Regions from separate parts of the Homo sapiens genome. Here region 2 is linked to region 1. Evidence: chromatin contacts called from ENCODE Hi-C data. All regions are on one chromosome and are shown on one strand. Each heading gives the region's core, a stretch centred on a gene start or an enhancer-like site at or near the end of the contact. The rest is flanking DNA. Distances are from core to core; before and after follow the strand shown.

What was found. Hi-C counts contacts between places; a loop is a spot of excess contacts on that map. Pooled maps may share reads with other maps.
Region 2: a loop to region 1 is called in a pooled map, with 2.5 times the contacts of the local background. The contact joins the enhancer-like site here to the promoter of CTAG2 in region 1. A Hi-C loop is called at or near these places in 1 of 168 maps with a recorded cell type or tissue (A673), 3 of 37 single-sample maps with no recorded cell type and 5 of 50 pooled maps.

Annotation. Positions count from the first base shown.
Region 1 is chrX:154,651,718-154,654,834 of GRCh38, forward strand. It overlaps CTAG2 (cancer/testis antigen 2), which reads right to left and starts at 1,862. Exons shown (of 3, transcript NM_172377.5): 1 at 1,530-1,862; 2 at 780-914; 3 at 260-550. The coding sequence starts at 1,798. The coding sequence ends at 412. LOC105373387 (a long non-coding RNA gene) reads left to right here and starts at 2,018. Exons shown (of 2, transcript XR_938543.3): 1 at 2,018-3,117.
Region 2 is chrX:154,711,594-154,715,109 of GRCh38, forward strand. GAB3 (GRB2 associated binding protein 3) reads right to left here. Exons shown (of 10, transcript NM_001081573.3): 3 at 1,614-1,833; 4 at 636-1,108. Among named protein-coding and RNA genes, the nearest start is that of GAB3, 38 kb to the right of the region's middle. RefSeq lists a silencer at 3,503-3,516. Within about 2 kb of position 1,483, at least 3 of the 41 ENCODE cell types and tissues checked have a DNase peak (open chromatin) inside an H3K27ac peak, as active enhancers do.

The sequences.
Region 1 (3,117 bases), core at 612-3,111:
AAAACATTATATATGCTACTGTCATATATTTAACATATAAATGCAAGTATATTGAGGAAAATATTCTAAAATGTCCACAGTAGTTAATGCTGAATGGCGGGACCCAGTGGCTTTTCATTTTCCCCCATTTCCCAAATTGCCTCCCGTTACCTTGTGCTACTTCAATCTGTGAATCCCAGAGCCTCCCCTACAACCCGAGGACAAGGGCATGCAAGTCCGAAGGTGCCTTCGCTCGCCGAAAAGAGACTCAGACACGGAATCGTAGCTCAGCTTTATTTTCTACAGAAACAAACATGTAAGCCGTCCTCCTCCAGCGACAAACAATCAGGCCCCCACAATGAACTGGCCACTCGTGCTGGGACCATTCCCTAGGGGAGGAGGCATGACCTAGGAAGGGGCGCCAGGCTGGGCTTAGCGCCTCTGCCCTGAGGGAGCCTGAGCCAAAAACACGGGCAGAAAGCACTGCGTGATCCACATCAACAGGGAAAGCTGCTGGAGACAGGAGCTGATGGAGAGCTGCAGTTGGCGGTGGTCTGCAGCAGTCAGTCGGCTAAATGTGAGGGGCAGAGAACATCACATTAAAGGCGACACCTCTGCACCCATCTCCCTGGGCTCCCTCGGGTGGCGGCGGGCCTGGTGTACCAGGTCTCTGTTCTGAGACCTTGTGTTTGGGTGTTCTGAGATCTCTAGCTTTCTGCCCCTCCGGGGAGGCGGATCCCAGCCCCCAACCCACCACCCTCATCCGCCCAGCGCCTTCCCTGTCCTGGTCCCGAACTGACATAAACAGTAGGTTGCCGGACACGGTGAAGTCCTTCAGAACCGCCCCTGGTCGGGGGAGCGGTGCGGCATCCCGGGACAGGATCCTGCGGACCAGCTCCGCTTCCATGGGCGACGAGAAAGGCATCGTGATGTGCCTGGTGGGGACCCAGTTAAGGTGCCATCTCCTAGGATTTGGCCGGTGCCCATCTCATCCCCTCAGGCTGTCTCCCCACGCACTGGCCCAGGTCCTGCAGCAACCCCACCCAGCTGTCTTGATTCCCCACTTTCCTCTGTTGCACCTCAAGCTGACTCCTGCGTGCCCTTCCAAGGCCCTCCCCACCATGCCCCCTGCCGCATCAGCCGGGACCTCTCCCCATCGCTTGACACCACCCCCATCCAGCCCACACCCCAGCCACCGGCTCCCACCTTGCACGCTTCCCCCCAACTCCTGATCCCTTCACACACCCAAGAACCCCTGTCTCCTGTCCCCCTGCCCCTCACCCCATCGCCCAGCACCCAACTGTGCACACGCTCCACCTCCCATCCCCTACCTACTCCCTTCCTCTGAGCCACCCCTCGACCTCCAACTCCCAGCCCCCACCCCCACCCCACCCGGCGCCTTACCCCCATCTCCCAAACCCCACCTTCCGCACCTGGCCCTGCCCTCACCCACCTCCTGGCCCTGCCCCCCACCTCTTGACCCTGTTGTCTCCGTCTCACGGCCCCCACCTCGCCACCAGAACCTCCTAGAACAGAACAGAACAGGATACAACTCAAGCAGGCGGCTGTCCGGCCTCCTGGCCCCGCAGGGGCACCTTCCATCCTGCGCAGAAGCGGCACCGCCATGCGGACCCCGCGGGGCGCCTCCTCTCGGCCCCGAGGCCCTTGCTGCCCCTGCGCCCCGGGGACCTCTGCCGCCCGTGGCACCCGCCTCTCCTGGGCCGCCAGCATTGCCCCCTGGGCCATCAGGAATGCCAGGGCCTCCTGGGCCATCAGCATCGCCCGTCGAACCCCCTGTGCCCCGGCCTTCGGCCTGCATGGCTCCGGAGCCTCTGCCCGGCTCTCAGAGAGAAGGTCAGGGCCCACGAGGATGCGGAGGCAGAGAGGCTGCAGGAAGTTCCGCCCCCTGGCGTGAGATGGGCAGCCCGGGATCCTCAGGGCGCCTGCGCACAGGGGCCCTACTTCCGGCCCTGGGAGACCCCGAGTGAGCCCCGGAGCACGTGACCGGTTCTCACCAACCCCGCCCCTCCCCAAGAGAGCCCGGGCCGGAAGGTGGCCGCAATGCCAGCTTGGACCCCTCACCCCTGAGCAGCCGGCTGTCCGCCGGACCCCTGTCCCGGGAGCCCTGCAGGGAGTCAGGCACTGCGGGGCCCAGCCTGTCCCATCCCCCGGGTCTCCCTCACATCGAGGAGCAAGACGGGCCTGGGAACACGGGGCCGGGACTGTGCGGCCATCGTCCCGGACCCTGTCTGCCCTGTCCGTCCTTGGGGGAGCGCCCAGGACAGACCCCGGGGGGCAGGCCTCTAACTGGGCTCAGCAGCCTCCGTCCCTGTCCTGGTCGCCCAGCTGGTGGGGTAGCTGGAACTGCATGTCTGGTGGGCGTGGCCTCGCGCCAGCCAAGGTCTCCCAGGCGCCAGGTCCAGCCAAGGTGGACGGGAGGGCCCAGCGGGACCCGGGGCCGGATCTCACTCCTGGGTTCAACGGGTTCTGTCCCTGTCCTAGTCGCCCCGCCTGGTGGGGGAGCTGGAGCTGCGTGTGGGGTGGGTTGCGGGTGGCCTCCCACCAGCCAGGGGCTCCCGGGCTCTAGGCCTGGCCCAGGTGGACAGGCGGGACCTGCTGGACCTGAGGCTGGGTCGGGCCTGGCTCCTGGGTTCGGCAGTATCAGTCCCTGCCCTGGTCGCTCTTGCCTGGTAGGGAGCTGGGAGGTGACCCTGTGTCTGCTGGGTGCTGGCTTACTTCTGTGTCTGGAAGGGGGTCAGATCCACAGGAAAGGTGCTGCGAGAGGCGGGCAGGGGTGGGGGTGGCATGGCCCTAGGAGCTGGGTGTCTGTCCCCACGCCCTGTTCACAAGTCTGTGGGGCGAGAGGCTGCAATACTCCATCCCGGGTGTCTGGGCTGCTCACCAGGCCGGCTCAGGCTTCCCACATCCTGTACCCTGGGTTGGGCATGAAACCGATCCAATCGTCCCATAGGCTGTTCTTTTTGATACACATAGAAACTGACCCTTCTGGTCTTCAAGCTTGAACCTTACAGTTGTTTTATCTGAATTCCTTCCTCAGGAAATGACCTTCGGGCCTCTCAAAATATCAAAGAACTGAAACTCACCAGATAACCACATCCAGACAATGAGATGCTGGAC
Region 2 (3,516 bases), core at 233-2,732, 59 kb after region 1:
TTTGTACAGCCACTTAGAATTTGGAAAGAACAAGTCTAGTGGGATGATGAATGAGGTTGATGGGATTGCTAAAAAATAGAAGGCAGTGATGGTCTGTGGTCTCAGGACTCTCTATGTATGTGAGAGAGAGGCAAAGAAGGGAATGGGACTGAGTTAAGACAAAAGACATCAACTTTTGTACCAAGTGGGTCCCTGAGTGACTCCAAAAAACACTAGGAGCTCAGACTCAGGTGGGAAGCTTACCACATGGGCAAGGACTTGCATGGGCAAGCCCATCACAAGGGACCAGGGTTCCAACCTATTGCAGCATCTATGGGGACCTAAATGTCTCTCCTGGTGGTCAGGCTCAAAGGAGGGGTTGGGGGGATCCAGGAACAGAAGAGTGCTGCTTTCAGGGTATATGCTTCCACCAAGGATCCAGCCCCATTAGAAGATCAGGCCAGCCTGAACAAGGGACAAGCACATATGTACACAAGTACACACTACTGATGTGGCTTTTTACCAAGCTGCACACATCAAGGTAATTCTAACCCAGCCCCATCGTTTTGGTCCATTGGCATGACCTCACATGGGCACAAAGAGTGAAGAGGAGCCCGGGTTTTCTTGGCGCCTGAATCTTAGGACCCAACACTTACCTTTCCAGGTTCTCATGTTGTCTAAACCAGAGAGGGAGATTCTTCTTGGAACCAGAGTGCATTCTGGCTTCTTGCTACCACTGTGTGTACTCCACTCCTCTTGGCGCCGTTCAGACAGATGGCTTGGCTTAGGGGGGCGGGGAGGTGGAGTGTTGGACATAATGTCTAGTTCTTTTGCTCCACAGGGTAAGGAACCTTGATTTTTATCTACCTGAATGGTGGAACTTAAGGAACTTTCCAGCAATGGTGAAGAAGACAAGTGGTCCCTGGGTGGCCCATTGATTTCTCTACTCCAGATCAGGGCAGCCTGAGGCCTCGAGGATGGCACCTCCTGAGCTCCACTGCCATGGCATGAGGGGTGGACCAAATGACTGGAGGGGAGCGGCTGCAGGCAGTCAACAAAAACATCATCAAATGAAGCCTGTTCCAATGAACGGTCTGAGTTTGACCAGCTATCACATCTGGTGGGTAGACTGGGGAAGAAAAGCATGTAAGTTGGACTAAAATGCAGCCATCCACCCACCACAAAACCAACGCTGGCCTCATTCCCATCTCCCCAGTACCACCTTGCTTGCTACTTGCATAGCCACATTCCCTCTACAACACTCAGTTACACCAACCCCTTGGTGTGGCAAAAGAAAAATGGTTTGTTGATTTTTTCATCCTCTAAGCATCAGATACACATGAAAATGCAAGGCTAGAAGTGAAAACCACAATGCTGAAAAGCATGACTCATTCTGTTTAGTATACTACATGCTTCATCTTTCACAGTGGTTCATAGCAATCTGTTCCTGCCTTGACATTGGCAGGAAGAGAGGTGACAGCAGACACACCCACTAGAAAATGCTACCACTAAATGGACTAATTTGGTGAAGCACACTGAACACATCTCAGCTACGGACTGCAAGAGGAGGCAGTGTGACTCTAGAGAGCATGCTAGCAGGCCCAGCTCAGACAGAGTCCTGGGCATAAGCATACCTGGTATGGTGCAGTCTTCCAGTCTCGCAGTTGGACAAAACCAGATAATCTGGAAGGAAGAGAAGCTCTGACTCACTTCTGGTTTCCTCAGTGGCTACGGCATTAGTGTTTGGGTCATCTCTTGGCAAAGAGGAGCTGGCAGCATGGGCGGTAAGAAGGGAGCTGGCAGAGGATGGCTGCAGGGAGGAGGGCGTGTAAGAGAGGCTCTCCATGGAATCTGCTGGAGAAATCATTTCCCAGGTTAATGTTTAAGAATGGCTATAACACGCACTCAAAATTTCTCCAACAGCATCAAAGAAGCCAAACAGAAGATGCAAATCACAGCTGGTGTTTGTACTGATGGAGAAGACCATTTCCCCAAGCTATAAACAATGTCTGGGAAAGAAGGCCAATGTTTCAAGAGCAAAGTGTTGAATCAATTAAGAGTAAAAAACCCAGCATTCTTGGCCCAAAAATCTGCAGTTAATCTACGCACAGCTTCTTTATGGCCCTCAGCAGCAGCCTTGCCTCATTGTTTTTTCACTCAACTAACAAACATATATATATATATATATATATATATATATATATATATATATATGCATAACAAGTACATGCATATAGTTATATATGTACTTGTGCATATATGTATGTATACCTATACATGTTTATTATATAGGTATATGTCTATATAGAATACCTATTACATCTACCATGTGCCCAGAATGCCACTAACCCTCAATACAGCCAAGACAAAGATCCTGCCCTTATTGAAGTTTAGATTCTAGCAGAGAAGACAGACAAATAACACATAAATAAAGAGTCCTGTTCATCACTGTTATAAGTAAAGGGAAGGAAAGAAACACAGTGCTGTGGTGGCTGGAAAAGTCCATTTCTTTTTCTCAAGGAGCATAACATTCTCCCCATCACCTGAGAACATGGTCCTTAAGATGAATTTGAATCAGGAATCAATGAGAACTCCAGATCAGAAACAGCCAATGAAAAGCCTGCTTTTATTTCCCTTTTGAACCAAGTTAATAGTCCAGGATTCCTGAGTCAGGATGACCCAGAACTAACTAGGTTCAAGTCCAGGCTCTACTACATAGCCATTACTACATGGCCTGCCTTCTCCAAGTTTCCTTTTCTATAAAGTGGAGATAGTAATCACACATAGGCCATAGAACTGCTGTGGGGATGAGACAAGTTAATATACAAAAGCATTTCAACAGAGATCCTGGCCAGGGTACACACACAATGTGTTGACTACTATATGGTTGCTGGAGACAGAACCAAACACTCTGTGAAAAGTCACAAGAAAGCCCTTTGGGTGTAATTCTCAGATGAAGAGGACCCTGCTCTTATGTGGTTCTAAAAACTGAGGCGGGGGGCTACAGAGAATGGAAAGGGTCATAGGTGAGTTTTCTGGCTTCCTCCAACTTCATGCCGGGACAGGCTCTCCAGTTTCGGCCTGGTGCCTTACTCATTCCTGGTGCTCTTGGGTTATTGGGAAACATATTATATATGTATGTTTTAGGATAACTCCTGGATAAGGAAAGAAACAGAGGAGATATATAACACAGTATACGACGATATACCTAGTTAAGGCTGAAGGTGCACAACAGGGTGGTAAAGAGCCAGCAGCAAGGCTGGAGAAGTTAGTTGGTCAGGGAGGTTCTGCTTGATTTGCATAATGTCAGACTCTAGCCAGAACCTACTTAATGCTGCTTTTCCAATTAAGTTTTGTCCATTGTACCAAGGATAAAGAACTTGCCATCACTTCATTTCCTTTTATTTGAGTGCTCCCAATGCTCAGCAATATTATTGAATAGCCTCACTTAATATGCTTCCCTGGTTCATGAAACGAAAAGGAATGTGTTCTCAGAAAGCACACTCTTGTGCCTGTCCTGGAGGGAGATTCAATTCT